2 separate regions of the Mus musculus genome follow, and region 1 is linked to region 2. Evidence: chromatin loops called from intact Hi-C (ENCODE). Cell type or tissue: left cerebral cortex. All regions are shown on one strand. Region 1 overlaps Fam13c (family with sequence similarity 13, member C). Region 2 holds the start of Fam13c (family with sequence similarity 13, member C).

Evidence for each region. Hi-C counts contacts between places; a loop is a spot of excess contacts. Peaks named below come from ENCODE experiments on the same cell type or tissue, not always from the same donor. Only the 100,000 strongest peaks of a DNase experiment are listed, where the experiment ranks them.
Region 1: a loop joins it to region 2, with 2.1 times the contacts of the local background. A loop is called at or near these places in 6 of 42 quality-filtered maps.

What each region holds. Positions count from the first base shown.
Region 1 is chr10:70,516,791-70,524,790 of GRCm38, reverse strand. Fam13c (family with sequence similarity 13, member C) reads right to left here. Exons shown (of 14, transcript NM_024244.4): 6 at 3,866-4,013. Among named protein-coding and RNA genes, the nearest start is that of Phyhipl, 78 kb to the left of the region's middle. In left cerebral cortex, no CTCF peak of the experiment used is centred here; DNase peaks (open chromatin) are centred at 3,308, 3,879, 4,320 and 4,926; H3K4me3 peaks cover 2,652 bases; H3K27ac peaks cover 2,594 bases.
Region 2 is chr10:70,436,063-70,444,062 of GRCm38, reverse strand. Fam13c (family with sequence similarity 13, member C) reads right to left here and starts at 3,153. Exons shown (of 14, transcript NM_024244.4): 1 at 2,988-3,153. The coding sequence starts at 3,049. In left cerebral cortex, a CTCF peak has its summit at 3,223; DNase peaks (open chromatin) are centred at 3,171, 3,679, 4,229, 4,400 and 2 more places; H3K4me3 peaks cover 3,245 bases; H3K27ac peaks cover 3,511 bases.

The DNA of each region.
Region 1 (8,000 bases), 81 kb before region 2:
TTTAAGGACAACGTTGACCGTAACTTCCATTCTACAGTCACCCTTGGAGACACAGAACAGGGCTATTCTCAGTCCTATGAAATGCCAAACTGTCTCTGTGCAGACTTCAAAATGGAAAGCCATCATAAGGACAACCCTCGGGCCATTTTCCACCCAGTGACACCAGAATAGACATTCACTCAGACCAGAATGATAAATGCTGATCCAGCTACAGTGAGTTTTTGAGACTATCATACGGATTTCTGTCTTAGTCAGTCTGTGCTGCTATGACAAACTGCCCGAGGCTGAGGGGCTAGTAAAGAAGGGGAGTTCCTTTCTCACAGTTCTGCAGGTGGGAAGTCTGATGAGTTCAAGGAAACGGCCATGTCTAGCCATTGAGAGGGCCCTCCTCTTCCAGGCTTCAATTAACTGGCTTCTCATTCTACCCTAAAATAGTAGAAAGTCAGTCAGCTAGACTTCTGGACTCTTCTGACAGGAGTCACCCCATTCCTATGGGCTGCATCCACATGGTCCCTTCTCCAGGACTTTTACAATGGAGAGCAGAGTCAACCAGAAAGACACAAAGACCCATACCCTAACAGTTCCTATCTTAGACGATGTGTTTGGCAAGTCATAGGTAGGATGACCTATGCGAGATTATATCTGGGGCTTAGGACACACCTCAAGCATGTGAGAGACATTTTAGTCCCAAACCAGACAGTACTCCACAAGCAAGAACAGTTCATGGGCCTTCCGATGCTCTCAAATTACTTAATACAGGGACCCCTGTATTAAGATGTTGTCTATGCACTGGTCCTTGTCCATGAGCCATCTCACCTGCCTGTGACCTTGGTGCATGAGTACTTTCTAATCTCCATCTTAATAGATGAAGATGATTGATTCCGACCTAGATTGATTGATATGACCTAGTTGATTGATATGCCCCTAGATGCTGAGTCGTAAGTCTCCTGTGGTCCGTTGATAACAGTGGTAAAGCACAGTCAGAAGCCTTGAAATTCTCTCTCTGAGACATTATCCTCTTGACTACTGGATCCTTTTGCTCAGAGTGATTATCAATGTATCAGACTCTGGAACTGGTACCCAAGATGGTTTAGGATAAAGAGTGAAAACCTCCCTGTGGGTCAATCCTCTTGATGACTATGGAGTATAAGAAATCTCTAGAATGCTGTTGAGACCAGTCTGTGCCTACAGGGCACCAGGAAATCCACTCTTGTGGCTGACTGTGTTTGAAACTGACTTCACAGAACAAGATGCCATTTCAAGCATCTTACTGAGTGAGTGGGAACTTCATAACCTATAGATCAACTTAAAGACCAAGGTTTGAACAACAGACAATTTACTACCGCTGTTCTATCAGACCATTAGTTCAAACCTGGACTGTGAGATTTAAGTAACTTAAGTCATGTACTAGTTGTCTAAAGTGAATCTAAACTTTTTTATAGTGACAACAGTTTCTATTTGTGAATTTTACCATTAGTAGTCACTGCTGGCAGATCATATCCAGGAATTCCTATAAAAACCATTGGGTGGATTTTGTACTATTTATAATGATTATTGAATCTACTATTGACATGGAATACAGGGTTATTAAATTTGTAATATAATCTTCTATGGACTTGTGGTCATTTATGATAATCTTATACAGTCCTCTTTTCACCAGGGATTTAAATATATGTGTGTGCAAACACATGTACTCATACACCATGGGTATTTTATACACACATAGACACACACCCCCTACTATTCCAAAGCCTTAAAAATTAATAATAATAACCCCAGAAATCCATATATACTCCCTACCAACTAAGAACTGCTGATCGATCTAACCATGGGAGGTTTGGAAATCTCACAGGGCCCACCCCTAGACAAAGAACTACAGGCAATTGTTGAGGGTGAGAAGTAGGCCTTCCCCCAGGGAGGAGCTCCCTAACTGCTCATCCAATAGCAAGTAGTCAGCCCTGAAATAATATACAAGCAAGAAATACTTAACAGATTCAGCAGGTTATGTGCGTGTGTACGTGTGTGCGTGCGTGTGTGTGGAGAAAGAGGAGAGAGAGAGAAAAGGAGATAACAAAAAATGAGGAGGCCAGGAATTTAAGGAGGTAGTAGGAAGAGTTGGGGAACAGAAAAATATGGAAACAAATGCTGTAATTACATTCTAACCAGCAAAAAACAAACAAACAAACAAAAAACAAAACAAACAAACAAACAAAAAACCCTACTGTTCCAAACCATAACCAGTGAGCTATAAACTACACAGGCTTCCTGTGGAGTGAATCAGACCAAACCTTACCCCATGAAAATATTTACAAATTCAACTTGACAACTCCTCAGCTGGATGAAGAAACTCTCTGGGGTCTGTGAAAACCCTTAGTTCTCTATTCAGAGTTTGGTTACCCGGGCAGAAGCTCTCAGTACTTTCAAGTTTTCTGCATTTAAAAAAATTCAGTACCCAGGCTGGAGAGTTGTCTCAAGGGTTAAGCGCAACTCATGAGTGTCGTTGTAAGAACCCAGGTTCCATTCCCAGTACCTATGTGGAGGCTTGCCACCTTCTCAAGCACAAGCACGTGTGGTGCATAAAATAATAAAAATAAATCTAAAAATTAAAAAAATAGAAGCCAGTATCCGAACCACGAGCCCTGTCTCAAAGGAACCTTTTGCCTGGTTCCTACCAATTGTCACTGAACACTGTCACTGGAAGTCTTGCTTGTCCCTTTCTGTGGGCAGCCCCTAAGTAAATTCACAACTTATTTAAAGCACTGACTGGCCCCTGTCCCAATCAGTATTCTACCTACATTTGACCCAAACACAGTGCCCAATACAAGAGGCACTTACCCCCAAGGAGGCCATCAACTGTCAATGACATGTGGCCACAGGGCAGTCTTTTGACACTTACTATGTCCCACTAGGCCTCAGGGTCCTCATGGCCACGAGTATTGCTCCATGGTTCACTTCAGTAAGTTACTACCATAAAAATGCATAAACAGTTCCCTGATCATAGGAATATAAGTAACAGGACTAGCTACCCTTAGCAGCTCCTATAAGCACTGTTAATTAAAACAAATTCCAACACTGCAGATGACCATCCGGCCTGCTTAGGGCACGTGAGATGTTCTTAAACAGAAGTGTGTTAAGTAAGGACTGCTGTTCATGCTACTGAATTGGATTGCCATTTCCAATCTCTTCCTCTAAACCCTGGAGATTACAGGCCTCTTCTAGAGCTAGCTTCCCTAAGCCCTTTGAGGCCCCGCCCTCAATCCAGGGAGCCGGCTGCAAGCCTCTGTCAGATTTGTATAGAGAAGGATAAACTTCCTCCTCAGGTAAATTGCTATTTCCTTCCTCTGGAATTCTTCCTGAGAGTATTAATTTGCCTTCTGTTGGCTAGCCAAACAGCCGTCCCTAGGATTGAAAGTAGAAAAACCGAAGGGGGAAAAAAATCAGACGCAGAAGAAGCTGGAACAAGGATACACGATCGGAATGAGCCCAGAGCTAACCACTCATCCCTGCTTACTCAGCGTAAGATCAGTTATACAGAGAGTGAACAGAGGAGATGAAACTCCCCTGGTCCTCAGTGTCCCAAACGCATGCTAAGTTTTAAGATAGTACAGACCATCTAAGTCCAGTAGAACACACTACTCCTCATTACAGAGCAACCAGAAAAATTGCAAGAAGTTGTAACCCGATGCTTCCAGCTGACTCCCATTTAAGAAAGTCTGCCTGGCAACTAATCCTAAAACCTCCCGTTCCCCCTCAGCAGCTCCTAGGCTTGGGCTTTGATGTTGCATCATTTCTGTCCGGAGTCCAGGCGGAGGCTGAGCTGTCTCCTGAGTACCACGCGGGACATCCCCCAGACTCTGCCTCTTACCTGCAGGATCTGCGCTGTCGGCAGGCGCACTCTGCGTGGAAGCTGGGGCCGGGTCCTTAACTCCGTGCACCTGGCCATCTTCTTCCTGGGTCGTCAGAAACGCGGAGCACAGACCAGACTCGAGGGCTTGGAGCTTCAGCAAGGAATTCTGCCAACAAAAGCAGAACATGAAGCCAGCTAAGCGGTTGCCTTAACACACAGCTCTGGGGGCTGCAGCTCTCCGGCAGCTTCGTCCGGTGCCTGGCAGGAAAGGGGTCTCGGCTAGCTGCAGCTGTTTCTCGGGGAAAGGAGCTGCTGGTCCCCAGTCAGATGCACAATGGTCCTCAGCAGCTTCAGTTTCTGGCTCGTTACAATCCTAACGTATACGGTTTATCCGTGATACATGGGACCTGGGATTTCGTCAGCAAGAGACACTGCATCTGGAGAGCCAATCTCAGAAGGTGTCCGCTTCGCAAGTGCTGGGGCTTTTACGCTCCTCCGCGCAACTGTTCATTCACTGTGCTGACATCAGGAGCCAGACATTAGGCCACTCCCAGGCTACCATTCATAAAAGCCACCGTCCCTCCAAGACACAGACTGCGGCAGACCGCAGCACACAAAGAGTTACAGCTGCAGAGGCTGCCTGGCATCTAGGAGGGGCTTCTGGGCCCTTTCACCTAGCTTTACAGCACGCCTTCTAAAGTTACTTCTCTTGCAGGGGGCGGGGGTGAGGGGTGGGGGATGCTGCAGCTGCCTCCTCTGGGGAAAGGAGTCTTGGGAGCTGGCGCTGGCCCCTTTAGCCTAACTCAGCTACTTGATGGAGAGCAATTGATCCTTTGCAGCCTACAGTACAATCTCCCGCCTACCCCCTCGTGTCGCATTTTTAATTTCTCCCAGGTTCTTAGTAAGGACAAGTCATGCAGACTGACGCACTTCTGATGCAGCAGCCCCGGCAAACTGATTCCCCTGGCAGGTGAAAATGAATCATGCCTGAGTCCAGGCTGGGCACTTCCAGGCCACAGCGGGACAGCTCAGCAGGTTACGAATCCGCCCACCTCCCTCCAGCTGCGGCAAGGGCAGCCACAGGAAGCAGGGCCATTGGTCCTCTTCCCTACCCAAACCTTCCAACATCGGCAACTCTTACACTATTCGCCCCCTCACATATGCCACGCAGGCACACGCTGGAGCACCCCACTCTACAGCTCCAACCCCCGCCTGGCCCACATACCTACACACACACACACACATACACACACACCTCCCCCACACACCTTGCCTCCAATACCACTCACACATACATATACTCTAACATACCTTAACCCCCAAATGCTCATACTATGTACATTTTCATGCCAACCTCAACCCCCACTTACATACCCTATTCTACAAGCACATCTCTTTACCTACCACTCCCATACTAACAAGACCCCCCACTCTTCCTCCTCTTTCACACATACACCCCTACTTCTGACTGGCCCATATCCTTCTTCATGCATGTTCAATACCCTCATACCAACCCCTGTTCCTTCACATTGTGCCTCTAACTCACAACACTCTGCCTTATATACACTCTTGTATGCCTACCTACCCAAGTATCTCCTCCCGCATCCCTCTACCAATTTCTCCCCACTGCTTTTAGCCACTGAGCTGACATGGCAGCAGTGTTTTTCACATGATGCTCCCCCGAGGGATGTTTGAAACTTTCTCAGACATTCTGAAGTCAGTGGGCACCTCAGCAACTCAGGTCCCTTCTCCACCGGGCACAGATACGCTCACGAGCTGACATGAACACTGTCTGCCCTCAGAGGTGATTCCTAACAGCCAAAGCAGCAAGCATAGCCTGAGAGTAGATGATTTCCGTGGCCCTCTTCTCCCTGCTGGGACATGACTCCAGCAGCTGAGAGAGAGCTCAAGGTTGCTGAGAAGAGAAGCAGATAGAGCAAAGGCACCAAGTTTCTAGAAGAATCTAGCCATCAGTCACCAATCAGTTAGAGGGCACCAATCAGTTGGAGGACACCAATCAGTTGGAGGACACCAATCAGTTGGAGGTAACCAATAAGTTGGAGGTAACCAATCAATTGATGAATACCAATCAATCAGTTGGTAGATACCAATCAGTTGATGATAACCAATCAATCACTCGGTGGATATCAATCAGTTGATGGACACCAAGGTCGACATCAAGGAAATCAGAATGGTCTCTTCACAAGCACTTTCATGTACAGTAAAGAGCTAGACAATGCCATGGAACTGTGGCGTGATAGAGCCATGCAGGAAAGAGCATGGTGGGCCCTGCGTATCTTAAGGATACAGATACCATATTACACAGCCTCATTGTCAGGTATGTACTGGAAAGAACTGAACTCAAAGGCTTGGACAGTTTTGTGAGCACCCACATCTACGGCGTTTCAGGAGCTTAGAGGTGTTATTGGTTGAATTCCATTCCAAAGTTCCTCCATTGAAGCTCTATTCTCAATGTGACTATACTTAAAGACAGGGCCTTTTAAGGATGTAAATAAGGTTAAAAGATCCCATACAGATCAGAACCCATCCCAATAAGATTGATGGCCTGGTAAGAACCTGAGACCATGGGGGCATTCACATCCAGAAGGCTCCATAAGGGTCCCATTTGAATGCAACCCTGTACAGGCCAAGGAGAGAGGAGGCCTCAGGAGAAACTAAGACAGTGGGAACTCTGATGTTGAATTTCCAAACTCAAAGCTGTGAGAAACATGTTTGCTGTTTAAGCTACCCAGTCTGTGGGTACTTTGCAATGGTACACCTCAAAGACTAATGCCAGGTGATAGAGCCCAAGGGTCCACAGGCAGATGAATGGATGCTCAAAACGTGGATGACCTTACAGAGAACAGTCCTTAAAATTCAAGGGGAAGACAGTGACTGACATAGGCTACCATAGAGTGAAAAGAACCAGCCACAGAAAGATAAATCCTATGTAATTCCACTTATACACAAGAGTATAGAAACCCCATAAAGCCAGGAAGCAGAACACGGATTCCCCAGGGCTGGTGGGGAAAGGGAGAGAGTTGTCTCATGGGTTTGGAATTTCAGTTCTGTGTGATGAAGAAAGAAAGACGCAGGTGTGAAGAATTCACAGAAAGGTGTATGGACTTAGTATGGCTGAGTGGTATACTTACGAGGGCTTAGGACGGCATGTTTTTCCTATTAAATGTATTTCACAATGACTTTTTAAAAAGAATCATGTGTAAAAGGAGGTGGACATTTCTGATTCTCTCTTGAGTGGCAGAGTCTTGTGTAGCCCAGGCTAGCCAACACTCTGGACGATCTTGAATTTCTGATCCCCATGACTCTACCCCCCTGAGCCGTGGGATCATGGGTGTGTATCACCATGCCTGGTATTAGGCAGCGGAGGGAAAGAACCCAGGGCTTCCCACACATTAGGCAAGCATTCTAGCAGAGAGATACACTCTCAATCTTTATTTATTTATTTATTTATTTATTTTATTTTTGAGACAGGGTTTCTCTGTGTAGCCCTGGCTGTCCTGGAACTCACTCTGTAGACCAAGCTGGCCTCGAACTCAGAAACCTGCCTGCCTCTGCCTCCCAAGTGCTGGGATTAAAGGCGTGCGCCACCAACGCCCGGCTTCAATCTTTTTATTTTATTTTTTTAATGTGGTGCGTGCAGCCTGGCTCAGACGCCTGTGTGTTCTTGTGTAATCTGCAAAAGCAAAAGATGTCTTTCAGGTTCTCACAGAACCACGGGGGATGCCCACGGTGCTCTGTATCCTGCCTGACTATGGGAAAGCATCCTGGCTATTGCAAACCTAGATTGTTATTTTTCTGTCACCTGTAAAAAGAGGCAGATGTAACCGTAATGAGTTAGAACCCTGGCTAGGAGGGCTGTTCCCAGGGGAACTGAGGGGAGGGGAGAAGGCACTCTCTAAAAGCAGCAGTAGGTAGGTGGTCATCACTCCAGGACTGGACTCTGTGTTCAGGGTGGATGCCCCCCAAACACCGGCTGCAGGGAAGAGGCCTGGCCGTGTTGACAAGCCACATGAGGTACCTACTGTTCGTGACTCATCACTCTACCTCCCAGGGTTTCACTTCTGGGCCAGCCTGCCTACCAGGAACCTCGCTCTAAATGACTTTGGAGTCCCCTTCTACTGAATGGAAAGAA
Region 2 (8,000 bases):
GAACCCAAGCTACCTCTGACCTGACTCGCATCCAAATTCTAGGTCTTCTCTTAGCCTGGAGGGTCTATAGCTTTCACCAGAGTCAGTCTTCTCCAGGTGGAGGTTATCAGGTCATTGTGTTAACCACCCTTAGAGGCTCCTAGGCAGGACTTTGGCAAAGGAGGCACCAATCTAAACACAGTGACCCAGCAACAGACTTTAAAAACAGCACGTCCTGAAAAGATGCTGCAGAAGTAACAAAAGGCTAAGGCCACTCTGATGTTGGGGGAGGGGGCTGGGGGAGGGATTGTATAGAGAATGAGTTAAATTCACCCAGATCTGCACAGGCCTTTCAAGGCCTGAGAAAAACAAAACGAAAAGGATTCTGCCCCTTGATTCCTAATTCCACTCTTCCTGTGACTCTTCCCAGGACCTCCAGCTGGGGAGACAGAGCCCTGGCTCAGTGGGACACTGTCTTAGGCTCAGGTATGAAGACCTGAATGTGAGTCCCCAGCAACCACTTTAAAGTCAGTCCATCCTAGTGGTGGTACCTATAAAGCCTTGGGTCTGGGGATGGATGGAGACCGGAGGATTCCCCAGAGCTCATTGGCCAGTCTTAACCCATCATAAACTCCAAGTTCAGTGAGAAATGAGGTTGAATGAAATCAAAGGAGACATAGGATGTTAACCTCTGACCTCCAAAGGCTCCCTCATGCACACACTGTATGAGCGCACACGGCACACATATGCATACACACACAGGCGCGCGCGCACATACAAATAATCACGACTGGTCAAGCAGCATCCTCTCACATAAGTCTATCTGATAAAATAATTCATAGGGAACTCTAATGACTGCTTGGATGCGCCTTCCAAGGCACAGAGTTTTTAATTTCCATTTTAATAAGGATCAACACCAGAGGCCTGAACTTTCAGTGGTCTGGAGAGGAGGCACTGGACATGGGTGAAGACAGGAGCCAGAGGATCTTTGCCTCTCAGAAACATTGAAGAGGAAAGAACCTCCTCGGGACAGACTAACATGGCACCCAAACACTTCCAGGACAAGCTGCTATGTCTGTGTCTCAGGATAGCACCCTCTGGTCCTGCCGGGAGTCCACAGACCCAGGAACAGTTTCATATTATTGAGAGGAGAAGATGAACAATGTTCCGTTTTGACAACCACTGGTTTAGGACGCCCCTCAGCTGAGCCGGGTCACACCTGTGGGGCTTTGGGTGTGTTGCAAGTTCCTTAGATTCTTGCATTAGCCAGATGGCTTCCCAGACACTACTCACAGCCTTTTAAAAGGAACCTCTGTCACTTCTCTGAGGGTAACGTGATCTTATGCAATCAGAACTCCTTGGGGAGTATCCAAGGACAAGACACCAAGAGTCTCCCCAGCATTTAACCATAACAAACACACACACACACACACACACACACACACACACACACACCATATGAAAGCTGGAACTAAAAGTCTCCATCTTGAAACTCCTGGGCCTGTGACTATGGCTGACTCTAGGAATACAGCCACACAACACTCCCAAGAATCAGGCCCAGAAAAACATGTGGTGCCAAGGAACCCAGAGGAAAAGAGAGATGTTACCTGACCACTTATCCAGGAAATTCAGGCCTCATCCTTGGCCCACAGGTATCTCTCCCCACCTCTCTCTTTCTCTATCTTTCTATTGCAAGGCAATGTCACTATCGTGTCCAGGGTTCCAGTGGACAGGCCATAGTGAATCATTGAAAGTCAACCTGGTCCTTATTTTAAAGAGACCCCACTTAGATGAGCTCAAAGCGGGGTACTAAGTCAGTAGCAAACCAGACAAGCAAAAGTGCATGGGGAAGAGGCCCAGAAAGCACAGTGGAACCTCAGCCCTCCCTCTCCAAGTCTCTGCAACAGTGGCAGGATCTGAAAGCCAAAAGATGCTCTCGTCACTGTTCAGGTTTCTTTAGCAAACAGCTTCTAAGCCACTTGTAGCCTCTGTATGAAACTCACAATTCTCTTAAGTAGTGGGATACACAACTTTGCGCATGCACACACACACACAGCCTGCTGCAAAAAGCTTTTACCGAGTAGCTTTTACCAAAAGGTCCCAGAAGTAAACACTAATTTCCCTACGATAAAATGGAATACATATAGTTTATACTCCCAGCTATATGTGAATTGCATACAGTGCCAGCAAAATCTACTCCACGTTCACCTCTGATATATAGATTCTATTAAGAAAATACTAAGGAAGAGATGACCAAAATAAAAACAAAGCACTATCAATATCAACACACACACACACACACACACACACACACGCACACACACGGGCTGGCCTAGAGTAAAACATTATTTCCCTTCCCTCCACTATGAACTGTTATTAGGTTGTTAGTCAGGCAAGGCGTTTCTCTATAGTCACATTATTGTGGCCAGACGAGAAAAATCACAAAAAGGCATCTAGAAAAGTTTACCGCACTGTGTCTTAAAAATCTGTACACACGGAGAGGGAAGGTGAGTTTACCCTGTTTAAATATGCTGGAATTAAACTCCTGCTAGCTCACATCCGTCTATTTGGGGCAAATGTACACTGCGTGCACTCCATGAAAACTGACACTCATGTTGGCAAAATACAACCCAGCTTCCTTTCTGACATGTCACATAGATTTTTTTTTAAGCTAAGCTCCAAGATTGCATATTTTGGGCCACGGAGCCTCCCGCAGCAATCAAGCTAGGTTTATTACTCCCCCCACCCCCCGCTTCCGCTCCTCACTCCCTACCCCCGCGCACCCTCCACCCCGAGCTGCCAAAATACTGGCTGCAACCTGTGTGAGGTTTGTGGGCCCCGCCAGCCTCGCAGCCTCAGGATCCAGGAGACAATGCATCGCCTGGAAAGAGGGCTTGGGGACAGGGGTGGGGTGGGGTGGAGTGGGGTGGCAGCGGGAGGGGATACCTTCACCATAGTTGCTTCGGAGACAGGAATGCAAGTCGATTGTAAGGGCAAGAAGCACTTACTCAGTTACAGCGGCGCTGCCGAAGGAATTATCCTGAAGGCTGAAACAGAAACAAGAAAACATGAGCCAAGTGCGGCCGGGGAGCCGTCTCCCTAATTGCTCTCCCGGAGTTAGAGCACCCACACAAACATGGCATTGCCAGGCAAGTCTTAGGGCTCGCCCGGCACGCTCGCTCTACCTTGGGCTGCTGTCTGCACATGCTCCTGACGACACCCCCAGCAGGGGCCCAGCGGCACCGGCGAACCACAAAGCCCAGCAGCCCGCGAGGCTGCGGGGACGATGGGGCGGGGCGCGGCGGCGCGCGACCGGGGGCTTCAGCCTCAGGAACCTGGAGCTGCTCCGCGCAACCCTGGTAGGCAGCTAGGAGCTACAGAGAGTCCAAGCTGCTTGAGCCTGCCACCTCAGCCTCAGCTGGCAATACAGATTGCGTCGTCCCCCCCACCCCCCAGTGGATACAATGCCCGCCTCCCATGGCTTGTTACCTCCCCAGCCCCCACCCCACCCTAGGGATGCAAACGAGCAAAGATGCTTCTGTCGCTTTTCCTGAAAGCATGGAGAGATCGAGAAGGAGGAGAGGGATATGGATGCTGAGTTTTGATTTATTTTCACTGTGTGTTGGTTTTTATTGCCTAGAACAAAAGGGCTCCCAAGGGCGGGCTGCATCCCGACAGGTCCGTCTGCGCTCTTGTTATTTTACTCCGCTAGAGGAAGCGCCCAGCGCAGGACCACAGAGATGTGAATGAACCTATGCAGGCGAATGTAGAATGCTTTCCAGGCCTTCGCTGATGCCTAGGACACCGTGCCAGGCGGGGAGATGGACTCCTACCCCCACAGCAGCCCCGCACCTTCACAAAGGATGGAATGACAACTCACAAACGTTGTTCCCTTTGATGGAGTCTACTTTGTTGGGGGAAGGGAGGGCCGGTCAGCCCCACCCCCACCCCGCTTTATTCTTGCTTGGAGATGTTTACCCTGCCCCGTTCCCATTGTCCATGTTTCCTGACATGTTGACCTTGACTTGGAAAGACCTGCCTCTGAATTTTGAAATACGATCACAGACTTACGTGTTGAACTATACTATGCATGTGTTCTTAATCCTACTGTCCCATGGAACTAGGTTCTAGATGGCAACGTGAAGTCTAATCACAGGATATCTTCCTGTCCTCAGATCCAAAGACTGTCACTTTCCCAAACGCCCCTGCGCTCGAGGGCTGTGGTGCCCATTCTGGGTAGTTCAGTGTGAAGAAAGACCAGCCTTTTGATTGCGTAAACATCTCCAGTGATTCATCTAGAACAGAAGGAACAATGCTTTCACCTGAAAAACAGCAGTTGATATGAATATGCTGTGGACCAGTTGAAAATATAATGAACCCTCTGAGAGGCCCAACAAGCAGCTGAAAGAGTCAGATGCAGATACTAGCACCCAACCAATGGACAGAAGCGGGGGACCCCTGTGGATGAATTGGGGAAAAGCTGGAAGAAGCTGAGGAGGAGGGCAGCCCCATGGGAAGACCAGCAGTCTCAACTGACCTGGAACCCGGAGATCTCTCAGAAACTGAGCCACCAGCCAGGCGTCATACACCAGCTGATATGAGGCGGCCAACACATATACAGCAGAGGACTGCTGGGTCTGGCCTCAGAGAAGATGCACCTAACCCTTGAGAGACTTGAGGCCCTGGGGAGTGGGGAGGTCTGGTAAAGTGAGGGGAGGGGGTGGCGACATCCTCTTGGGGGCGGGGATGGAATGGTGAGCGGGGGCGGGGTGAATGGCAGACCAGAATAAAAATAAATAAATAAATAAATTTTTAAAAAATAAAAATAAAATAAAATGAAATAATAAACGTGCTCCACAAATCCAGAGATTCAATAATGCCCAGAGGGAGGAAAAGACTAGTTCTCCACAGCCCACAAACAGAAAGGATCCAGAAAAGCTTGTAAGAACTATTCATACAGAAGAAAGACAGTCAGTTCAGTATATTATGGCTAAAAGTTAAGAATACTCTAGATTAAAACCCTGATGGAAACCACTTGGGGTTTTTAAACACTCATCCAATTCTTGATCGTATCTTCATCTGTTTTTTTTTTTTTTTTTTTTTTTTTTTTTTTTTTTTGGTAAGAGGTTTTCAAGTGCCTTTTTAAAATGAGATGTCCTGTTCACCCTGGAATGAACAATACTGATGGATATCAGCAAAGGTTCCTTTGGAGCCTTCGGCTTATCTGAACAACAGTTTGGGAAAAGTTCAAAGGGAGAAGAGGAACATTGTCACAGAGATCTGTAAGGAAGCCAGAGTATTTCCCAGGCCAGCGACAGGGTCCAGACTTCTCTGTGGTTGTATGTAGCATGGCTAAAACATGGTTTTTTGGTTTTTTTTTTTTTGGGGGGGGGGGTTAAAGGAGAGGAGACGTTACAAATTCAAGGACAGCAAAGAAAGCTATTCTGTCTTTTCAACTCTGAGACTGCACCTAGGTAGGCAGAATGTTGTGCACAAGTGGAGAACAAAAGGGAAAAACAAAGGTACTGGGTAGTTGGGCTTCTCAAACTCCTTAAAGTAAAATGTAACTTAGGCTAAACAGACCGACCACCATCATGCCTACAAAGGGCTTCAGAGAAAACATCACCTGGCGTTGTTTGCTGAACTAATGATGCACATTCTTAACGATATCACAGATGCAGTCCCTGTTAACAGGAAGCCTTTGCTCTTAGGTATGCCAGTGTGTATAGAATGGACAGGGTGCGTGGTTTTCAATTCAATAAATAGAATAACTGGGGAAAAATAGGCTAGAATTTGAATGTAATTAGCTCACCTTCTTGTTAAAAGTTTCAGTTTTTCTGAAAGCAAACCATCTGAATTTCATACTTAGTTCTAATAGTTCCCTTTTCCTTCTTAATTTTTTCAGTATTCTTATCTATTTATTTTTATCTTATGTGCCTTGGTGTTTTGCCTTCGTGTATGTCTGTATGAGAGTGTCAGATCCCTTAGAAGTGGAGTTACAGACTAAGCTGCCATGTGGGTCCTGGGAATTGAACCCAGGTCCTCTGGAAGAGCAATCAGTGTCCTTAACCACTGAGCCATCTCTCCAGCCCAATTTTTTTTTTTTTAATCACCTTATGACTTGCTTTCCTCATTCTTAGGTAGAGATAGACTCTGTTACAGGGGTTATTCCAAAGATTAAATGACATTTTTGGAACTGAGAAGTTAAAATTGTTTTAAACAGTTAATAAATGCTAACGTTATCCTTGTTCTCATTATTGCTATAATAAGAAACATGTAAACATGGAGTTTGAAAGAGAAAAGATGACTACAAATGGATAACAGGTTTATAGACACTGCTGACTTTCTACGCCCAGGCTTTCATGCTGTTCCATGGCTTCTTAACGTCTCTGAAAATCATCACGTTTGACCAGATGCTCCACGGACAATGTTTGTGTATTCTCTTTGTAACTCAATTTAAAATGCTTGCACATCCCTGGAGGACCAGACAATTCTGAGAAATCACTTTCTGAGGGATGCTGGGGCATCGGGCCAGAATCTTTACAATGCCAGGAAGTCAACGGAGGCCTGCTCCATTGGCCTGGACACAGTGACTTGGTGCTTCCTGCCAGTCCTCCAGGGAATAGCCAGACCTCCTGGTGTATGCACAGAGGACTCTTGCCTCCCTGCAGAGATAATTTTCCACTAAAAAGATTAAATCCCTCTGCTTATATCTGTATCCTCTAACCCTTCCTCCCCGCCTAGTCTTTGACACCATAGCAAAAGGGGGCCTCATTTCTCTGAGTGGTTATTGTCTAAGCTATTGAGTGCTCAACAGACACAGGTAAAATTCTCTTTATGGGCTGGGTCACCTCCATCAAAGCACATATCTCTAAATTAATGTTTGTGTATACCCTGTCCACTTTGTCACACAGTCTCTCTCTGTTCTGCCTAACTTAAAGGGCACATTCAGTCCAGATAGGTGGGAAAATGAAGTATTAAATCTTACAGAGGATTCTGGATTTCGTGGTGTGAGAATTATCTTAAATAACATTTAAAACCAGTGTTGGGTGGAGATGTTGTATGAGGAGCAAAAGAGTAAGGATGACATCAAATAAAAACAAGCTGGAATAGATACCTGCTGTGGTGGTTTGAATATGCTTGGCCCATGTGGAGTGGCACTATGAGGAGGTGTGGCCTGGTTGGAGGAAGTGCGTCACTGTGGGGGAGGGGGATCTGAGGGCTTCTAGTGCTCAAGCTCCATCCAGCGCAGAAGAGACCCTCCCCCTGGCTGCCTGTACAAATCAGGCTTCTCCTGGCGGCCTTTGTATCAGGATGCAGAACTCTGGGTTCTTCCAGGACCGTGTCTGCCTGCATGCTACCATGCTTTCCACCATGATGACAATGAACTAAACCTCTGAAACTATAAGCCAGTCCTGATTAAATGTTTGCCTTTGTAAGAGTTGCCTTGGTCATGGCTTCACAGTAATGGAAACCCTAACAAGACACCTGAAAATATTTATAAAATTAATCGCATAAATGATGTATCCATAATACATTGGATGCTGAATGTGAGGCAAAGGTTATCAATTTGAGCTATTAAAATATTTTTCAAAGGTTCATCAAGATGGTTTTGTGAATTAAGACTCTTCTACTGAACGCAAGGACCCAGGTTAGATCCCGGAGATCTTTAAGGTAGAAGGAGTGAACCAGCTCCTACGGTAGTCTCCTGACCTCCATGAACATGCCATGGCATGCATGTGCCAGGCCTGCTTACATACACACCTATACACACACACACACACACACACACACACACACAAATAAGTAATCTTGAGGTAAAAACAGATATGTAATCCCTCTAATGGAAAGGATATAATTTCTCATGTTTATAAGAATTAGGTTGCTCTCCCAATTATGTCTACAATGAAAGCTAAGAATCCTAGTATACATTCATCAGATCATGCCTCTTCAGCCCTGGGGTGACTATCTAACCACATGGGCCTCCCTCGGTGTGATAACAGGTGATGTCATCCTATCCT